Linked DNA regions of Homo sapiens: region 2 is linked to region 1. A link is an interaction called in ENCODE POLR2A ChIA-PET data of the cell type or tissue named here. Cell type or tissue: A673. All regions are shown on one strand. Each heading gives the region's core, and the rest is flanking DNA. Links, peaks and the distances in the headings are about the cores only. Region 1 overlaps OPCML (opioid binding protein/cell adhesion molecule like). Region 2 overlaps OPCML (opioid binding protein/cell adhesion molecule like).

What was found. Peaks named below come from ENCODE experiments on the same cell type or tissue, not always from the same donor. Only the 100,000 strongest peaks of a DNase experiment are listed, where the experiment ranks them.
Region 2: POLR2A ChIA-PET joins it to region 1 with 10 read pairs; 3 of 35 experiments call an interaction of 5 or more read pairs at or near these places.

The regions. Positions count from the first base shown.
Region 1 is chr11:133,068,107-133,079,109 of GRCh38, forward strand. All of the region lies in intron 1 of OPCML (opioid binding protein/cell adhesion molecule like), which reads right to left. Among named protein-coding and RNA genes, the nearest start is that of OPCML-IT1, 290 kb to the right of the region's middle. In A673, for the core only: no CTCF peak of the experiment used is centred there; no DNase peak of the experiment used is centred there; H3K27me3 peaks cover 3,929 bases.
Region 2 is chr11:132,994,026-133,005,028 of GRCh38, forward strand. All of the region lies in intron 1 of OPCML (opioid binding protein/cell adhesion molecule like), which reads right to left. Among named protein-coding and RNA genes, the nearest start is that of OPCML-IT1, 370 kb to the right of the region's middle. In A673, for the core only: no CTCF peak of the experiment used is centred there; a DNase peak (open chromatin) is centred at 5,676; H3K27me3 peaks cover 500 bases.

The DNA of each region.
Region 1 (11,003 bases), core at 1,651-9,650:
TATTTATTTTAAAGCAGCAAAGATTGATACTGACAGATGGTATTTTTATTCCAGGCTCAGTATCACAGCCTAGCTTATTTCCTTAAGCCAAAACTCTGCCCTTCTGAAGTAGAATCCCAGGCATTCTGGTTTATTGGGAATAGAGCTTAGAATTGGGGCACAGTGGGTGTGGCCATGGGGAGATGAAGAAGCCCTTAAACTCTGCTTTTTTTCCTTAATAGATCAGAAGAACATCCTCATTCACTAGAATTTCATTTACATATGGGAGATTTCTGCCAGCAGAGGTCTATGCCCAAATGGTAAAGGGGAAGGCCTGCTCTCAGCCTGTCTTGTGAGCAGTGCGGACGCTGCCCTTCTTCCAGTACATTCTTCATCAAAATTCATGTGCTCTGTTCTCTCATCGCTCCCCTGTTTAGGTTCTGGTATGCACAAAACACATGCTCGAGAATTAGCTGGCACAAACAGTTGATATGTTGCTTCATGTAATGTGAATTTACATGTTCACAGGAGGGCCTGTCAGGGTAACTGGGTTCAAAGGAGTTATACTAATGAGGAAAACTCTAGGTCCTTGACACATAAATGCTGGAGATATTTTTCAGCAGACGGATATTTTGGCATTCCCTGAATATGTGTATGCATAAGTTAGCACATCTGCTTGACATCTTATTTGGTTGGGTTAGCCCCAGTTCTTCACAGATTCATTTTTTCCATACTAGTGTCAGACAAAATGGTTAAGGGTCAAGGTGCCCTAGGAGAAACCTACACATACCAAAGAGGTAGGTGGCGTCGGTCGAAAATCCTAAAGCAAGTGACTAGCTTAAACTTAGTTCACAGTGAGAGATGCAAAGAGGCAAACAGAATCAGGAGAGAGTTACTTACATTATCAGAGAACATCATAATTTGGAGCTAGATGGATCAGATCTAACATCTTAAATTGTAGAAGAAACTCAACCTCAGATTTACTGAGACATTAGTGAAGAAGCAACGGTGTAGTAAAAAGAACGCTTGAATTTTACTTGCTATGTGGAATAAGTGGATTAACCTTGAGTAAGTTATTTAAACTTGCAGAGCCTCAGTCTTCCCATCTCCAAAATGGGGATAATAATATAGACCTAAACTGAACTATTTATAAGTGAAAATGAAACCATGAAACCATGCAAGAAAATTCTTAACATTATGCCTGATACATGGTAGGCACTTATTTATATTTATTTATTTAAGTGACAGAATGCAAACTAGAAACAAAATTACTCATGTTTTAGTGCTGTTTTCGAAGGTTCATCTCAGAATTGCTTGGAAGAACTTTTCCAATCCAAGTGCCAAGCTCTCCTATTCACAGAAGAGTTGCAGTTACACACAAGACCATAGCTGGGGTGCAGGGGCGAGTGGCAATTTGTGTGTGTTCGAACCTGAATGAAGACACCCCTGAATGATGTGTAAGACACTATCAAACGTGTGTGTGCGACTACACAAATGTGAATGCAAATGGGGCTTGAAGCTACATGTGTGCCCTAAAACATGTATAGGAGTGTGTGAGAGCATGTGTGTGTGCACAAGTTTCCAAAGTGGACAAATGGCATTGTCTCAACAGCACTCCCGTTTCCTGGGCGTGTTTCTGCAAGCCTGGGTGGTATCACAAACACAAAGGCAGAGGTGACAAAGACCATTAACTCTTAGAAACGCCATATAATAATTATCATGATAGAATTGCTTTTTCATTGCCGAGCCTAATTTGAGGCCAGCTCAGAGGAGGAGGGGGACACATGAACGATTCTGGCACCATCCAAGCTGATGCTGTGGCTCTAGGTGGGAGAAGAAAAAACTCTAGGATCTCCTGATGAGCAAAAGCCAATCCCCAGCTCCCTGCTAAATTCCACTTCTAACAAGTAGTGGGGGCTGTCTAGTTGGTGTCCTTAGTACATATTAACAATAAATAAAGCTTCAATAAATATGCAAAGCAAAAACTAATTTAAATTGGCATTTGTGTCGGGTGGGGCAAGAGAGTCCGTTCCACCATAAAGTGATTTAGGATATATTACCTCGGGCATCTGCATTACAAATTTACCTCTCATTACAGCTATGTTAACGGGAAAAGGCAGCTTCTCAACAACATGCAAGGCAGAGTTTATTAGCATAAATTTGCATAATAATTAGCTCTGCAGCAAGCAAAGGCTGTCGTGTCTTTCAAACAGGCAACTTCCAATGTCAATTTTCTGTGCTTCACTGCTTGTCCCTGTTCTGTCTAAAGCTCCCGGAACCCCCTTGGCCCTTCTGCTAGTTGGTAAATTCTCCCACCCTGGTCCATTTAGGCTCAAGATTTCATAATCTCTACCCAGCATCGCCTGGGAGAAAGTGAATGCTGACTTCCACCCAGGGATGTGATGGCCAGAGGCGGGCCCACAATTCTATTGCCTATGGACGAAGGGGACTGGCTACAAGCCCTCACTCCCTACTTTCAGAGCCTATGAAGAGAGGTAACGCAACGGTGTGGCTAATTCCAAAGAAGGTGCAACTGAAACTATTTAGATGATTTTTGGAATGCATAAATCCAAGTTGTTTATTAGCAGTTTTCTTCATAATTATGTTGTGTCTAAGCTAATATTATAATTAGTTCCCATTGCCTGGGTTCATACTGGCTGGGTGGTCTGGGCAGGCAGCTGAAATGAATGAAAATTGTACCAGGGATAAAGACAAAGGAGCAGGGGCTGGGGGTCAAGCGATGTTGGTTCCTCGGACTCTGTCAGGACCACACCTGGGCAGGAGAGTTCATACCCTGAGCTCAAATATGTTTCTGCAAACTTAGTGGCAGCCTTCAGTCTTCTGAGACACAGGACACATCCTTCTCCAGCAAGCCAGGCAAGGCCTTTCCCAGCCACTGAGATGACTCTGGATGTTCACCTACAGAGGGAGCTTGGGAGAGAGAATGTGATCTCCCTGCAGGGTACGTTCTTAGAGGCTCCAATGAGAGGATGTTCTTAAATATAACCAGATATGTCTCATCTATTAAAATAAAATATACTAGGTTGGGGTGAGGCAGGTACTGGCTAAGACAGGCAGCTCATCAAAGATGATGGCTTTGCCCTATCCAAGCTCAGTGAGATAGATGTGGACAGGCGAAGCCTCTGCTGTGCTTCAAGGAAACCAGCATAGAAATGACATCCGTGTCTGTGTGTGTATGTGTGTGTGTGTTTCTTACTAGCTCAGCAAAAGGGTTTTGCAACATTTGGGTGTGTGGTGGGGGTGATTGTGTAAAACATATAGATGAGACCCTTTCTCACAAGTGGAATGATGTAAAAAGTACAATATATTGAGTGGTTTTTTATGTTTGAGACATAGTTGTATATTTAGATGTATAAATGAGTCTTGAAGATTTTTCTGATTCCAAAGTGCAAATTTTGTCAAAGGAATAGCAGGGGCTTAAGGAAAAATCACTGGCCCAGGAGTCAGACACATGGCTCTGTGCTAGCACTGCCTGTCGAATGATGTGGGCAAGTCACTCCCAGAAACCCAATTTTCCCAAATGTAAATGTAGATCATACTGAGAGGTTAGAAGTGGAACAAGTACTTTCTTGTCTGGCCTATTGTTCATTTTTAAAAGTGATGGAGAGAGTTTTAGGCCCTTTTATAGTTTAGCTAAATATTTGGTGTCTTCTCCAAAAACAAACAAACAAACAAAACTGCAGCTACAAACATTCATTCCAAATTTTGAGTACTGAGCACTCATGGGCCTCCTGTGTTTTATTCCTAAAATCCTGCAAATCCAAGAGCAAATCTTCCTGATATCGCCCAATCCTCCTATTGTATAAATGTGAACTGGGCTCAGAAAGGATAAAATGCTTGCCCAGAGTCACGGAGTTAGCGGTAGTGAAGTCAGGACTGCGTGTGCAGGACGGCCCCGTACCACCAATTGCTCCTAAGTGATTCCCAAAGGATCATCGTGCACTTGTTTACCGTACTCAGACTCGGGCCACATGAAGTTATGCGATGGGAAGTTAAAAACCACCTGCTGGAGGGTGGGATGGGGAGAGACCGCTAATGAGTACTGGTTTCTTTAATGGCCATGAAAATATTCTAGAATTAAATAGGGGCGATGGGTGCATAACCTTGGGAATATACTAAAAACTACTAAATTGCATGTTTCAAAATGATGAATTTTATGGCATGTGAATTATATCTCAATTTAAAAATAAACCTACTGTGACAATCACTCAAAATGCTATTAAAGAACTTTGCATTTGAGAAAATAAGTGAGACTAAACATTTAAAATAACTCAAAAGGCAACGACAGCATAATTCCCCTGTAAGTTGTAGGAGGAGTAAAAGCAGTTAGAAAGAGAAAATAGAAAATCTAGATATGGTTAACTAAAACAAATGAATGAATCTCTGACTCATACATGTGGGATAACACCCAAAGGGAAATACATCTTCAGACCTGCCTTACTCGCCTCTAGGGACGGCTTGATGACCAGATGTGGACTAAGTCTATCAAGTATGAAACGTCTTTTGGCACTTTTCCATAATCACCAGTTAGAGAAGGAGAGTGCGCTACGTATTGGAGAGGAGTTCGGTTGACTATGAGTGCAGTGCTGGTCTAGGGAGGGGACAGACAGTGAGTGCTGAGTAACCAGGGACAGGTGTCCTGGTGGGCTTGGATTTGTGCACCACTGCACATCTCTCCATCAAACACAAGGGGACTGTAAGTACTCAAGAGTGAGCGACAGAGATTTAGTAGAGGCATTGACTAAGTCTTGTGACACTGGTTTTACTGGGACAGCACATCTCAGCCAGGAGAACATTGCCTGAGACAAGGGTTGGTGTGAAGACAGATTATTTTGGAAGCAACTCTGGGTGACTGGTGTGAGAGAAAGGGACGGTGAAACCTGGAAGGAGGAAGCCAGCACAGAGAGAGCTCTTGAGTGAGTCACCATAGCGAAGCTGAGGTTCAAGTGAGGCTCAGTCCTGAACAGCCTTCTGAGGAACCAGGTACGATACACCTCAGAATTACCTGCCTGAGGGACGGAGGGGGAAGAACACACCCTCCATTTCTGCTTCCCCCATTAGTCATGGGTTCTTAACGATCTCAGACTCTGGTTAACACCTGAGCGCTCCCAAGTTTCCTTCAGGCACCAGTCAAGCCCTGGGGCAGAAAAGCAAGGTGCAGCCCAGGTGAGGGGCTCTCGGTTTGCACCTGCGAGGAGCTCACCATGGCAGCATTGGCTGGAATGAAAGGAGGACAGAACTGGTGTGAGTAAGGGCACAGCAGGTGCTGGGAATGGTGGATTTCCATGGACCAGCGGGACTGAAGAGGAGCAGTGCCAAAGGGCTCTCCTAGCAGGACTCCAACCACGGAAACCCAGGACAGGGAGCTGAGGGCAGTTCTCAGCACCATTCTAATGAGCTGCCCCAAAGCTGAAGTCAGAACTTGTCCTGCCATTGGCAATGCCAGCCATAGAAACTAGACTGCAGGCTCCTTGGGGGTAAGAGTTACATCAGCTCCATTTACCCCTGAGTTCTCCACGTGCAGACCTGTGCCTGCCACATGACAGGCTCTCAGTAAATAGGTAGCAAATGCGAAGTCACCGTGTTGCCAGGAATATGAAATATCTGCTGGTCTTGACATCCTAACCTTCAACAATGCTTTTGCCAAGTGATTATGAACAAATGCAATGAATAGTTACTATTTATTGACCCAGATACACGGCTATGTACTTTATATATGTTAGCTCACTGAAAACTCACAAGACCCCTTAAAAGAAGAGCAATAAATTATCATACTTGTTTGTGAATAAAGAAAAAGGCTTAGAATACTGGCCCAAGGTCACAGAAGTGGTAAATAGCACACCCTGGGATGGAAACCAGTTTGACTTATTCCAGAACGTATATTCTTCAATATTAATCCATCTTCCATTCCACGCCATCCATTCTCTACATGAATGCCTCCAGTAATGGGAATCTCATTCATTATTTGCCGAGATAGCTCGTTCAATCTTTACAGAGCCCTTGGGGCCATACAGAATAAGTCAATCCACATTTCTTTCTTTCAATATGTAAATCTACTTGAAACATCTATATCTTTCTAGAGCTCATTTCAAATGATAATCTTTTATTTTTCTAAAACCACCATGTAAAAGGGCTACTTTTCTTCCCTGACATCTGGATTCAGATATTATATCTGAGGTTTGTGTATCATATATGAGCTGGACCAGAAGACTTCTAAAGTCCTTCCCAAGTAAGAAATTTTGTTCCTCTTGCTCTAGTAAAGCAGTGGTCCCTCTCCTTACTTTGGCTGCCAGGAGCCTAAGAGTTTTAGTACCTCTATGTAAGCATACTCTGGTATTAGTTGATTACAATTTGTTGCTGTGTGTTCCAGCTCCCTTTAGAGGGAGAAGAAAGTATAAACTCTTAGCCCATGGTGGGAGCCTATGCAGACTTTCCAGGCCAGACTTCAGAGGTCCTTGAGGTTGGCTTCCAGGAGGATGGTAGCCATGGCCTGGGGAGAGTAAAGGATGCCCACCAGCTAGTCGGGGCTCTTGCCCCCAGGATCCTATGTGAAGCTTTGGTTCACAGGTCGTGAGCAGCAGGATATTCTGCTTGTTAATATAATTTTTTATCTACTCTTGCAAAAATATGATGAGAACATTAAATCCAGCCCTCTCCATAATCATGCGTCATTATCTAATCCCTTTGTTACACAGACGGCTAAGCTTTAAAATGCTGCTATAGGTGGAAACAGAGCTATCAGAAGCCACATCTCTCAGCCCCATTTCAAAAGTTGCCCGTAATGAGAAGCAAAGTTAAATAACCATGCACAGAATGACGCCCACCCCTGTCTGTCCACCATCATACTTTCTCGCAGGCATCCTCAGCTCACCAGGAAGTGGCACCTAGGGCAAGTACTGGGGGACAGGAGGGCAGAGAGCAGAAAGAAGGAAAGTGTGCGTGCAGTGGACGTCAGCCTCTCACGCGTCCCCACCCTGCCCTGTCAGCGTAGCTGCATTTTGTCACAGACTGAGTAGTAGACAAGGCTCACCTCCTCCCCATACCCCCTTTCTTAAAGTAGCTGCAAGAGTGCAAAATATTGACACTGACAGATATCAGAGGTGGCTGTAGGATCAATATTTCTATGGCATTGTCAGGAATGGTTTGGCAACCTGCTATGTGCTCACCAGCCTTTCATTCATTATGAGGCCAAACGGGAGCCATGTTTCTCCAAAGACAAAACCAGGACAGAGCGTGCTGGGTCTCAGAGGCTTCTCCTCAATGAGGCCTTTCCCTGGGACAAGGTGCTGCAGCAGGAGAATCTCTGCATTCTTCTGACAGCTTTCTAGAGAAAGGAGGCCACTTCCCAAGGGCTCTGGGGGATGAGCGGTGGGGACGCTGCCGGGAAGCAGTTCGACACTGACTGATGCTTTGCTGCAGGGGCTCTGCTCTGAAGCCGGACACTGCCAGGTGCACACAGGGACAGTTATACTGGCAGTGATGCCTCTCACGCCTGGCCCCCCAAGAAAAGTCTTGGCCAGGAAAAAGCACGATCCATCTACTCTGGGGAGAGATCTGACAATTTAATCAGGAGGAAGAAATTCTTCCGAGCCAGCCCAGGACACCTGATTCTCCCACTTCCCCCATCTCTGAGGCACTCTTTAACTTGGGGAGCTGCACACAGAGAGCAGGAGACCCAGGCCTAGGGGACCTTGGTCCTGCCAAAGCCTGGGCTCTTGGATTCCTAAGTCGGTGTGGAAACAAGAAGGAATCTGCAGCAATCAAACCTCCACCCAAATTCCAGTCAGCCTGTATTTTTTTCCTTTTTATTCAGTTATTTGAATGATAAACCTAATACCTGTTATTTGGGATGACTTAAAGGATATAAAATATCTAATGTAAAATCCATAGTCTCTCCCTCTCCCATGTACATTGGTATTACTAATTTTTAGAATTTTAGAAAGACGCTGTATGTTCTTCCATAATTTACTCTTGGTTTGTTATTTTTTATATAAACATATATAAAAATCTGTACACTTTTTTGTTTTTTTCATACAATAGGGTGGTGGGATATGTATTATTTTGTACTTCATTTACTTAATATTTTGTAGACACGCTTTCAAGGCAATGCATGCATACCTTTGGAAAACAAATTGGCTACTTCTGTCTAATTCTATATTAACTTTTCTAAATAGTTTGTCCCCCTTCCCTATTCCAAACATTTTTCTAGCTGAATTCCTCAGGTTTTGAGAGGCAGGTGATGTCTGGGATGAATTGTTGGCATTCCTCCACTGTAAGCCTCCATTCTGCACTGGTTCACTCAGACCACCCACTTCCACCTGCAAAGAAAAATGTCCCTGCATATGGGGTTCCATTTAAGATGTGAGGAAAGTAAGGCTTCAAGAGGAGATGTTATACAAGACTGTAGAATTCTAGGCCAGAATTGGCTGTGAACGTCATGCAAACGCAAGCGGCGGTCCAGACTTGATTCTCCCCTTTGGCTGGCTTCCTCCACTGTAACACAGAAAGACTCCTCAGAGCACTGTCACAAGTCTCAAATGAGACACCCCACCCCCCGCATAGAATCATGTGTGAATGCAAGCCATCATCAGCCTCATCATTGTCATCATCATCATCATCATCATGAAGATGCGGAAGCTCAGAGAAGCTAAGTGACTCTCCAGCTGGTCAGCAGGCTGGTGATGGAGCAGCGTGAAACATGCACCTCCTGACCCCACTAGGAATCTTCTGTATTCCAAAAGACTCATCTCAACTGGTTCTTCTCTGCCAAGCAGGTGAAGGCCCAGACAAAAAGATTGCAGTTGATTGATTTCTAGTAGAGCTAGTGTGGGTGACCACTTTGTGATCGGTTAGTGATGGTTGGCGGTGGGGCAGGAGGTAGCACCCAGTCTTATTTTGCTGCCCCCCATCTAGACTACCTACTGCAGGTGGCCGAGGCCTTGTCCTTGAGGGAATTCTGCAACAGAGAGTATCACTCTTTCTGGGTTGCGGTTCTCTAGAGTGATGCTAGGGAAATCAGATGAGGTGGACTTCTGAGCTTTGCTTATGGCTCTGTGAGCTCATTTAGAACTCAACCCTGCCTGGATATCAGGAGGGCTGGGTTTGGCCAAGGGAATCTGGAGAGGTCTGTGCCCCATCAAGCTGAGGAACAAGTACTGAGATTGCCCCGTGACTTGGAGCTCATCACACGGAGTCAGGTTCAAGCTTTCCAGCCCTGCCCTCATTTTCCCCGTGGGCTCGGCGTGATACCTTTCTGAGTAGGAAGTGGAAAGCAATCTGAAATCAAGAGTAAAATAAAGCAAGATCCCTACCTAATGACGCTTGTAAAACTGGATTCTATACAATTTTAAGACTGTAATGTGAAAAGTGAAATTATAAAATCAATAAAGGGAAATGTCAGAGCTTGTCTTTGTGAACTAGAACTCGGTAAGAATTTTTTTAATTACTATAAATAACTTCAAAAGCAAAAAGCACAAGGAAAAATGATGACTGAGGATGACAGAATTAAGAATTTCTATTAAATGAAGGAAGCACAAGAAATATGTTAACAGTCAACTCATTGGGAGAAGACATTTGCAATGCATAAAAACACCAAGGGATGAATACTTTGTTTCTACAAAGAAAATCTTCAAATCAATAAGAAAAAGAAAAGACTCCTATTGGAATATAGGCAAAAGATGCAAACAGACAATTTAAACATACAATGCAAATGCCCATCTACCGGCCACAGAAAAAAAATACTCAGATAAATACAGACTGAAAGAATCAGAATGTGGAATACAAGCACTTCACACATAATTTGCTGGGAAAAACTGGAAAGCTGGATAATGGCAAGAGTTGGAGGGGATACAGAAAATATGAGAAACCTTATGGAAGCCGCGATTCTAGGGAGGAATCTGGTAACTCTTAGACTGAGTAAATTACATTGCTATGACCTAGCAATTTCACTTCTGAGTCCATCTCAGCCCCCAGGTATTATCGGCGTACTGAAGTGGGAATCTGCAAAGATGTCTGCTGCAGTGTTGTGTAGAGAAGGGGACCGGACAGACATACTTGAGGTGCACACCAAGCAGGGGTGTGGACGCACCGAGCACGCCACGGTGGCTGTGCGCAATGAACTCAAGATGCGTGCAGCCGCCCGGACGATCTGATAAACATGGGGCTGAGTGAAAACACGGGAACAAGGAGACACCCAACACAGTATCACCTACATTGCTCCATTAAAACAGCTGAACATCTACACGCTTTCCACACTGGACACACAAACACGGCAACACGACAGACACACTGCATGTGTGCAGGGACTACAGCAGAGACTGAGGATAAAAGAAAATGAGCAATGGAGTGAGCAGGTCCTTGTGTAAACCGGTGACAAAGAAAGGAATATGTTTCAGTCATTAGCCTGTGCCGGAGTGAAAAGGAAATAATAATATAAAAGGCAACACGCTTTTGAAGTTTAGAGACCTGGCTTCTACCCCTGCTCAATGACTCCTGCTGTCTAGGCCCTTGACCCTCATCCCTCCAGTGAGGAGGGCGCAGACAACCCTGGAAATCACCTCTGGTCTAAGGTTCTGGGATGCACCACGGGCAGCTCCCTGAGCGCCACAATGCTCGCTTTTACAGAGCGGCACTGGCTCCGATCAGGCACAAGAGGGCGCTCCGTGCCCGTGTATTTTAAGAATCTTGGCTGTCACTCCAAACTTAAGACGTAAACCCAGAAATCTCTCCACCGCCCCCAACTACCACCTTCATACACTCCTTATGCTATGCTATTCTTTTACTGCTTGAGAAATACAAAGCACCCACCTACTAGGGGTTATAAACGACAGATTTTAGAGACTTCCGAGGCCACGTGAATCTTTTTTACTGGAATCCTTACATTCCCCAGATGTGCCACGTTAGTTCTCCCTCTTGTTGATCCAAGCTCATCCCCACCCCAATATTCCTTCCTCCCACCCAGTTCCTGCCGTGTCTCACCCAGTTTTCCACATACACGCCCGCCT
Region 2 (11,003 bases), core at 1,667-9,666, 74 kb before region 1:
CCCAAGCTGTCCCCATCCAGTGATTACGTTCATCAGGACACCAGCCTTGTGGTTAAAGCACTTTCCTTACTGCTGCACGTTTAATTAGACAACCCTTCCCCAGAAATTATTTATAGCCAGGTTCCAGAGCTATTGTTAGTCCGAATGTAAATAAGATTCAGGGCGGGAGTCCCCGCGCCGCAGCGGCTGGTGCGCTCCTGCCAGGAGCCGGCGCGCGCGGGAGCACGTCCGGGGCTTTTACGGCCGGAACTCGGGCTATTAAAAAGCCCAGGCGCGATTTTCTAATTAAACTTTTGATACAGGACCACACAAAAGACTAAACCTACCAGGTCAGCGTGAGTACACGGAGGAGGAGCCTAGGAGAGAAGAGGGAAGGGCTGGGGAAAAGGGGCGGCCTCACCGGAGGAGCTGCTGGGGGCTCGCCGTGCAGGCGCCTCGTGGGTACCAGGGCTGCCTGGAAAGGAACTTCCAGCGACCAGGCACAAATAACTGCTTCGAGGGGGCCAAGGTAGTACTGAGTCTGCTGAAGGCTCAGGGCGGGGATTTTCACCTGTAAGCAGCGTTTGCAATCCCTCATGGCCCCAGGGGACACACCACCCACCCACCGGTACCTGACTTCAACTCTGCCTTCTGCACTGTTTCAGTTCAGTTTAAATTAAATGTGCGGAGCTGCCTCCAAATGCCAGGCTCTGTTCTTGGTGCTGGCATTATACCAGCTAAATGGAACACAGCCCCTGCCCTCAAGATCCTCACATTCTTGTGAACAATGCGGACATATAATCAAATGAATGGAAGCAATATAAGGTTATAAGAACCTCAGGAACGCTTAATGGATACAGACACTTTACATGCCTCCTTTCATTTAATGTGCACAGCACCCCTAGGAGTTGAATACTGTTATTGTCATACCCATGTGTCAGCTGAGAAAACTGAGACTCTAAAAGGACGAATAACTCCTTATAGGTCACATGGTTGGTAAATAGCTGACTATGAAACCCAAGCCCCTAAGTAACCATCACTTTCCTCTCTACCAGGGCACTGTGATGAGTGCAGCATAACCAAATACGTACATCTGCAACTAAGAAAGTAGAAAGGGAGAATGTGTCATATTATGGAGGGAAATGGTGGTCAGAGAGAGCTTTGCCAAGAAGACTAAACGTGAGCGGGTAGCTCAAGAATGAATGGAAGTTTGCTAGGCAGACGGGAGTCAGAGGGAGGATATTATATTTGGGTTATATGACAACCCAAATGAACTGTGCTGTGCTCGTTTATGAAGGCAAACTTACATCTAGGGGCTAAGGCTCTTACTCAATGATAGTATTAGTAGTCATAGAAGGAGTAGTAGTGATAATAATAAAAGAGGATGTGGAAAGTTGGAATTGGAATTCAAAATGCTAAAAAGAAGCTAAAATCTCTCCTCTTTCCCTCCCTCCCTCCCTTCTTCCCTCTGTCTCTCCTTCCTTCCTTCCTTCCTTTTTTCTTTCCTTTCTTTGATGTTGATTGTGCTCATATGATTGAAGGAGAGCAGGGAAATAAAGGGGATAAAACTTTGAGGAAAAGAATTAGATTATTTAAATAAATGCCAAAAATCTACCTTCAATACTTCCCTTTTAAAGACCCCTAGAAGAGTGGGTCTAGGGGTCAGGCAAGTTCTTGGTCCCAATGTCAGCAGGACGTGAGCCTCCTGTGAGGGCTAAAACCAACCAACCAGCTTAGGGACCCTGAAGGGAAGACCTGGCTTTAGTGAATCTGGAGATAGAAAGTGTGTCCAGGATAACCCCAGAGAAAGTATCAGCTCCAAGATGTGCTTGGTATAGTCAAGATTCCAAGGGTGAAAGAAGCAGCTAACTCTGCGAGGCAGGAATTAGTATTTGTGGAAAACACACAGGCTCTTGGAATCAACCAAAATAAGATGAAATGTGATGCAGCTCCTCTGGGCAGCCCCAGCCAAGAGTCTTCTCTTTAGAGTCCATGGTGGATGGTGATGAGGGTCCCTTCCATCCTCCCCCTGCCATCCATGGGTCTTGCTCGGCTCCCTGCTGCCTAGGGAGCACGCAAGTCCCTTCTTCAATAGCAATTCCCTTTGAAGGAGAGTTCTACACAGACTTTAGCATATTTTTCACCAATGTCTGTCCTCATTGTAGATGGGGTTATTAAGCATGTTGTGCCCCCTGAAAAAGAAAAGGCACAGAGAAAATACCTTGTCTGAGACTTCCTTACTCCCACTGCTCATCAAATGGTTTGGTTCTGATACAGGATTTGAAGGCAAATGTATGGGTGCAAAGAGGGATAAAGATTAAAACTTGATTCATAGCTGGGTACAGTGGCTCATGCCTGTAATCCCAGCACTTTGGGGGACCGAGATGGGCAGATCTGAAGTCAGGAGTTCGAGACCAGCCTGACCAATATGGTGAAACCCCATCTCTACTAAAAAAAAAAAAAAAATACAAAAATTAGCTGGGCGTAGTCCCAGCTACTCGGAAGCCTGAGACAAAAGAATCGCTTGAACCCGGGATGCAGAAGGCAGAGGTTGCAGTGAGTCAAGATTGCGCCACTGCACTCCAGCCTGGGCAACAGAGAGAGGCTCCATCTCAAAAAAAAAAAAAAAAAATACTTGACTCATAACTTTCTATGTATTTTTTTTTCCCCGGAGCCACAAAACAAGACAATCTGGCCAGAAAAGTCTATCTCAGTAATAATTTTAGTGTGCCTGGCACAAACAGCTCCATGGAGAGTCCCTGCTTTGTTGGCACCTCTAAGGCCAGTCAAAACCATTCCACTTCCAGTAGGGAAGACAAGGATGTCTATTATTTTAAACATATAATTGATTCTAATTCATCATTTATCGCTCAGTGACAGATTTCTATATAGTTTATTATTTCTGTAGCAGCACAGGTCCTAAGGGGCCGTCTCCTATTGTTCCACTTTTCCTGGTGCGGCCTCTGCCGAGGCAGCTCCCCTTATCTGTCTGATTAAGTTAGGGAGCCTGGTATCTCTGGGTCCCCAGGTAACTGTCAGCATTGCACATCCTCCGACTGCAGGATTAAAGGAGCCTTTTACCCCTCTCCTCCTTGACCTGTCTGTCACAGTTAGTCTTCTTGTCTGCTTATTAATTTGGGACTCTAGGTCCCCAGGACCTGGGAGATAGCCATCACTCCTGTGCCCTCGCCCTCACACGTATCTGCACATGAGTCACACATATCTTGCTCCCAAGGCTCTGGAAAGGGAATGGAAGCACAGGATTAGATAGGGCAGCCTTCTGATACCACTGCTTTCTGGTTTTTCTGTGGCTGTGCTATCAGCCCCGGCCACCAAATATCTCATCAGGTGTTCCCTTCCCATGTAGATCTTTTTGTTCTGAGCTGGTGAATCAAATACACTTCCCTCTGCTAAGAACACCAGTGAGCTGATGCCCTGTCATCTGTTCCTCCTGGAAACGCTATTCTTTTCATCTGCATCTGATTGGCACATCCCAGATATGACTGGGGACACAGCTGGAGAGACAGTGCTGTATGCATGCACATGCCATCCACGCCGCAATGCTGGGGCTCATGTGCTCCCTAGGCAACAGGGAGCTGAGCAAGACCCGTGGATGGTGGTGGGAGGATGGAAGGGACACTCATCACCATCCACCATGGACTCTCAAGAGAAGACTCCTGGCTGGGGCTGCCCAGAGGAGCTGCATCACATTGCATCTTATTTTGGTTGATTCCAAGAGCCTGTGTGTTTTCCACAAATACTAATTCCTTCCTCGCAGAGTTAGCTGCTTCTTTCACTCTTGGAATCTTGACTATACCAAGCACATCTTGGAGCTGATACTTTTTCCGGGGTTCTCCTGGACACACTTTCTATCCTTAGATTCATTAAAGCCAGGTCTTCCCTTCAGGGTCCCTAACTCGTTGGTTTTAGCCCTCACAGGAGGTTCACATCCTGCTGACATTGGGACCAAGAACTTGCCTGACCCCTAGAAACATTCTTTCTCTTGCTAACCTGTCATATGCCACAAAATTGGGTTTGGCATAGTTCCGCCATCTGATTGGAATGTCCTGCGGCTGCCTGCCCATCCTTCAAGGTGCAGTTAAAATGTCCAGTCTCCTTGGTGAGCCCTGCTGAGTCCCCCAAGAAACATCCCCAGTCTGTCATTCTGTCACGGTTCCACTCATGAGGGAGCCCATGACACCATCATGTGATAATCTGCAAATGTGTCCTCACATTAGAGGGTGAGTTTGATAGTGTTTGCTGAATCTAGCTGAGTGCATTGAGCAGAGTTCACCCAGTGGCTTACATGTGTAAGTCTATGAGGCAAAGGGGCACTTTCTCCCTGTCTTCTCACTTGGGGGGAGCCTGTGTTGACTGTGTTTACTTGTTAGCATGGCTACTCTGGGCCTACTCATGCTCCAATCCCCTCCCCTGTGGGAAGTTTTTCTGTCTACTCTAAAGGTGTCTTATTTTCTTTAACTTCTTTAGGGCCTCCCATCTTTGTCAGTTTTCATAGATGTTCATAACCAAAAAGGGGAAAAAACAATCCCCAACACAATTCATGTTGTCGTTAGGCATAAAAAAGGTATTTTCCAGAGAGAACTCTTCTATGCTCTGAATGTTTGTGACCCTCCAAATTTTATATGTGGAAATCTTGACCCCCAAGGTGAAGGTGGGGGCTCTTGGGAGGTGATTAGGTCATGAGGATGGAGCCCTCATGAATGGGATAGGTGTTCTTATAAAAGGCCCAAATGAGACACCTCACCCTATCTGCCATGTGAGAATAGTGACAAAATGCCATCTATGAACCAGGAAGTAGGCCCTTGCCAGATACCCAATCTGTTGATGCCTGGGGAGTGGGTTTCCAGCCTCCGGAAATATGAGAAATAAATTTCTGTTGTAAGCTACCCAGTTTATGGTATTTTGTTATAACAACCGAAACACACTAAGACAAACCTTAACTATATACACAGAAGACCTCTGAAGTCATCTAGCCAAATTCCCTCTTTCCGCAGATGAGGAAACAAAAGGTCAGATGATAGGAACCTTGTGTGATGTCAACTAGCTGCAGGTTGCTAGCAAAGAAAGTCCTATATTTCTTTAAAATGCTGTGGGACTAGTTCCTGCTCCCAGCAGTCCTGCCCTATCTGGCAGGAGCTCTTCTCAGCTCATCATAGGGATGAGCTTTGCCTCTGGAGAAGGAATTCGTGTCTCTAAACCTACTATCATTTCTCTTTCAGATCTCACCCTCCCCAGGTGGCGAGACCCCCTCTCGCCCCAGCCCCCTCCCTAGCAATGACACTGCCGTTTCCTACAGCAAGTGTAAAGCACACACAGACTCGGTTTGGGGATAGTTAATTTCCAATTCTTTCCAGATGGGTTGGAATAATATCCCCAGGTGGTAAATACATTATTAAGAAGGCAGTTTGGTGTGAAATTGGCTATTAAAATATAGATAAAGTTTAATATATTGAGCTCCTTGTCAGAAAAATCACTTTAGAGGGAGCTTATTATTTGTTTGATATTAAAAGAGTCACAGCTCTGCTCCAAGTGACAAATGGGGTCGGGGGGGGAATGCCACCGGTAATGAACAAAAGCTTTTTAACATTTAAATTTAGGTTTTTCTTGTAGCTCTGCGTGCTGCCACGAGCGTGCCTGTGTGGTACAGCCAGAGGCGGCCATCAGAAATGTCAGGAACTCCGGCGCCAAGGAGGCTGCCAGCCAGGCTGTAAACAGCTGGAGTCTCTCCAAAAGAAAAGAGCTACGAGACAGCAAAAAGTAGAGCTTCAGGTGGTTCTGTTGGCAACGTTGTGGAAAGGCGACAGGGGTCTATCTCAGGGCAGGAAGTGGAAGTTTCTCCCACCTTCTTCCAAAGTAGCCCAACCTCTACCCAAAACGCATCCCCCTCAAAGGCAGCTTGTTTCAGGAAGCCTGCTTGCACTCAGCCCACCAGACCTGGAAACCCATCTTTCCTGTGTAGACACACCGCTGAGCCAAATCTATAAAAAATGAAGTTGACAAGAAAGGAGGATATCTTAGAACTTCATTTTTGTTTTTGTTTTTTTGTTTTGAGACACAGTCTCACTCTGTTGGCCAGGCTGGAGTGTGGTGACGTGATCTCGGCTCACTGCAACCTCTGCCTCCCAGGTTCAAACAATTCTCCTGCCTCAGCCTCTTGGCTCACTACAACTTCCGCCTCCCAGGTTCAAGCACTTCTCCTGCCTCAGCCTCCCGAGTAGCTGGGATTACAGGCACGCACCACCGCACCCAACGAGTTTTTGTATTTTTAATAGAGACGGGGTTTTTCCATGTTGGCCAGGCTGATCTCGAACTCCCGTCCTCAAGCGTTCAGCCTGCCTCGGCCTCTCAAAGTGCTGGGATTACAGGCGTGAGCCACCGCGCTCATCCTGAAAGTGTGTCAGAACTTCTAAGTATAAACCTGTAGTTACAGATGTACCATACAATACCCTTGACCAAGCCAAGTACTTAGTAGGCAGTATGCCATGTTTAACAATGCCCCTCACAAGCTCTCTACTGGAGGAAATCCTTAATGTATAATTGCAGCTGGGTTTATCCTTTCTCACACTGACAAAATCCTCCAGGAAGTGTGCAGAGATCTGAAATGGAGGAGAGAAGTAATAAGGAAGGCATAGAAACCACACTCTCTTTTCATTTAAACAGTAGGCCAATGACCACAATTAGAGAAAAAAGATGTTCCTGGGAAAAAAATAATGCTAGATTGGCTTAATATGGTTTGTCCCTTCCAAATTTCATGTTGAAAGGTAATCCCCAATGTTGGAGGTGGGGCCTGGTGGGAGGTGTCTGTCTCATGGGGGCGAGTTCTTCACGAATGATCTGGTGCCATCCTCACAGTATTAAGTGAGTCCTTCTCGTATGGTTTCCTGTGAGATCCAGTTGTTTAACACAGTATGGCAGCTCCCCTGCCTCCTTTCTTGCTCCCTCTCTCGCCATGTGATACACTGCTTCCCCTTTGCCTTCCGCCATGAGTAAAATCTCCCTGAGGCCTCACTAGAAGACAGCAGATGTAGGCACCATGCTTCCTGTACAGTCTGCAGAACCATGAGCTAATTACACCTCTTTTCTTTATGGGTTACCCAGTCTCAGTTATTCCTTAATAATGATGCAAACTGACTGACACATGGTTGGACAGGGGTCTTTAAAAAGAAACAATAATAATAACTAATTAGTATGGTGTCAACAGGGTTGGAGTCCCTATTTCAAATGTTTACTACCCACATGCCTACATGCATAGGTACACACATTTACACATGTGCACACACACACAGACACACCAATGCATGGCCCCTTCCTTCCTAAGAGTGAACCTTTATAACAAAAGAACTGGTCTCTGGTTTTTAAGCTAAACTGATAGAAGGAATCTCAGCAAATGATAAAGAAGAAGGCTATGTTTTTCATCTGGATGCTATCATTGGGTGACTTTAGCATTAGTCTTTCCCTAGCACCATGGTCACTGGTTGTGATAGAACTATAGCCATAGTCCAGGCCAAGCCTTTCTTGCTAGCCAAAGCCCAGCCAATAACTGACTGTTTTCTTACCACTTGGAAAGTGGAGGAGTTATCATGTCACATATTCAGAGGGACCAATGAAGAATAAGTGGCAAAGGCCATCTGGAGTACCAGCCTTCCTGGTGTACTTCAATCAAACATTGCCCAAAGTGGAGACCAATGAGGGAACTGGGATTAAAACCCAAAGGCCTATAGATTGCCTCAGCCTCAGATCACTCAAGTATTGACCCCTTTCTCTCAGCGGAACTCTAGGTGCACCCATGATAATTGTGCAGCAATGGCTGAGAGGGATGTGCTTGACAAAATCCTCATGATCTGGCAAGAGTATTTATTGTGAGTGCTGTTGCTTCAGTACAGAGCAGCTATTGCCATAAGTGCCTTTGTAGCTATGAGTAATAACTGTCATCTTTTAAGTGACAAGTGGCTGGAATTGAACTTAACTTTTGACAAACAGAAAGAGAGAAAACAAACACAAGTGGTTTGAAAGTGATACAATAAATAGGTCAGATGGTTAGACTGGGATTGACTCTCTTGAGATCAAGACAGGAGTTAAAAATAAAAATAAAATAAAAACAAAAGCCCTTTGCTTTTGAAAGAAGAATTCTCGGGGCCAGGAATGGATCTAGGCACTTTCCCTTAACTTATTCCACTGAATCTTCACTCAGCCTCACAAAGTTTGTACTATGGTCCCAGTTTGATGGCTAAGGAAGGTTCAACAGGGTAAGGTCACCACTCAGCTTTTCAGAGCTGCTGAGGTGCAAGACTAGACTTTCATTCCAGGTCTGTATAGACAGAAAGCACCTTGCTCAGTCCTTGCTGATTAGACAGGTGAGAATGCCTTTTCAGTTCTGCATCCATGTATTCATAAAGATCTGTGTTTGAATCCTGTCTCACCGCTTACATCCATGTCGCCCTGAGTAAGCCTCTTAACACTTTCTACCGAGGGGGTTCTTGCTTTCTTTATCTATCAAATAAGGAGGATGATGTTAGTTCTGTGTGCCCACAGGGGTAGCATGAGGATTAATAAATACAATGATGGATATAAAAGTTCTCAGTAAGCTTTAAAATGGTACTGAAATATAAGACATAATCATAAGGCTATTCTTCACCTTTAAGTGGAATTTTTTCTATAGATAATATATGTGTGGGTGTGAATGTGTATAGGGAGAAAGAGAGGAGGGAAGGAGAAGTAGAAGGAGGAAAGAGAAGAAGGACAAAGGAAAGAGAGGGGGGGGTGGGAAGAGAAGAGAGATTGATCGTAGGTTGTGTCATCAGTTGACCAATCCTATAAGACCTTTTACTCAACTTTGCACAATGCTGGGCAGTTTGGAGACTTCTTAGCACCACTTGACCTCATTTGAACTTTAGAACAACTCCAGGAATTGTAGTTCTCTTTTTCATATCAGTGGGGGGAAAAATGCAAGTTAAAAGTCACAGTGACTTTTCTGATATACCACAAAATCTTAAGTCCAATTTCTTCATTCATCTGTAAACAGCAGCATATGCCAGATATTGAAAAGAAAAACACAGCAGAAAACTTGAAGAAGATTTGCTTCATTAAGTGAATGTTTATTTAAATTGAGAAAATGTCATCAATGGTATTGTATCAGCTTCCTGTGGCTGCTATAACAAATTTCCACAAACATGGTGGCTGAAAGCAATAGAAATTTATTAGCTCATGGTTTGGAGACCAGAAGTCTGAATTCAGCATCACTGAGCCCATATCAAGTGCCTTCCTGCTCCTTCCTAAGGCTCCAGGGAAGCCTTTCTTTGCCTCTTAGAGCTCCTGCTGGCTGCCCCACCCCCTTCACTTGTGGCCACATCTCTCCAACCTTCCAGATCAGCATCTTCAAATCTCTCTCTGCTGTCTTCATCTGTGCTGTAAAATACCTCTTGGCCTCCCTTTTGTAAGGATACAAGTGACTGTATTTAGGGCCCACTCAGATAATCCAGGATGATCTCCCCATTTCAAGATCCTTCATTTAATCAATCTGTGAAGAACTTTTTGTTATAAACATTCGCAAGTTCCAGGAATTAGAAGTTGGATATTGGCTGGAGAGTACTTTTCAGATGACCACAATATTCTATTGTTTTGTGGAACATACTAAAAAAACAAACAAAATACCCAGCATTCTATTGCTTCCGGTAATGAATTAAAGTCCCTACTTCTTGAATATCTGACTTCCTGGAGGCCATGGAATAGGCTGAATTCTGAGCAGTGGATTACCCAGAGTGTTCTTTGTGCTGGGCCCAACACACAATTTCTCCAAACAGCGGATAAATGAATAATGCAGATCCTTGCCATCCACCGTGTGCCCTCGACCCCTTTTGACAGTTGTCAGGATCCCCGCCAATCCCGGTGGGGCTTCTGGTCACACAGGCTGGCAGCACCCGGCACACTGTCCCGTGGGCAGCAGATCCCTCGAGAAGTCCCTGCACCCCGAGGAAGTGGCACACGTCTCTCACCGCTCTGGAGTCAGGCGGAAATGCCAGCTGGGAAGGAGGAAGCGAAGAGGCAAAGAGCAGGGGCTGGCAGCTGTGTTCTAGCTTGGAAGGAAGTTGGACACCCACACATCTCAAAAGCGGGAGCAGGCAGCCCAGAGAGTGGGTCTCACTCCTCTGCCGTCTCATCTGAGGCCTCCTCCATCTGCCTTGCCTGAGAGTCACTTTCCATTGCCAGTGCCCCTGGGGACGTAACTGCCTCCTTAGAGGCTTGCCAGAGGAAAGCAAATGTGATTTTGCTGTAGCTGTAATTTAATTTTTATTTTATTTTGTGGGTCCTTTGGATTCCTGTAGTGTTGATGTTTTATTAATGGTTCTGCTCTCTCTTCAGAGGAAGTTGGAATCGTGTCTATCATCTGGCAATTGACAGCCAAGTCCCAGCAAGGCAGCATGTGGAGGCTGAGGTGTGCTTGGTGGAGGGGACACAGAGGCCAGTCTGAAGATGCCCTCTGCAGACGACCGAGGTCGGCCTTGGCCATGCACCTCTTGGCCGTCCTGACACTGCCTGCCAATGCCCATGCAGGCACTGCTGCTCCATGCGAAGGGTCTGCTCCTCTGATCCAGTTGCTGCCCCCACTGCTAACAGCTGCTCGGGAGGCCAGCTGGCGAGGGACCATGCCCTCGCTCTCCTTCAGGGCTTGCCTTGGTGCTAGCTGACTTTAGCTGTCTACTGAGAAGGTTCACACCGGACGCGTGGATGGACGCTGGCTCAGAAGCGAGATCACACTGCCTTCCTTCCACCACACTCCGTCTAACCTGCCCCTCTCCATCTACGGGAGTCAGTTCAAACACCATCCCCAAGACAGAAATCAACGAGCTGTGGTGTCTAGGTCCACTGTATCCCTCACTAGCTTCTGTGGACTTCTCCATTGCCTGCCCCTTCCCTCCACTGCACCGAGCTAGTCTACATCATGGTCCTTCCCACCTGGACTGCTGCACTCTTACTCCTCCCATCCCTCCTTTCTCAGCATTGGT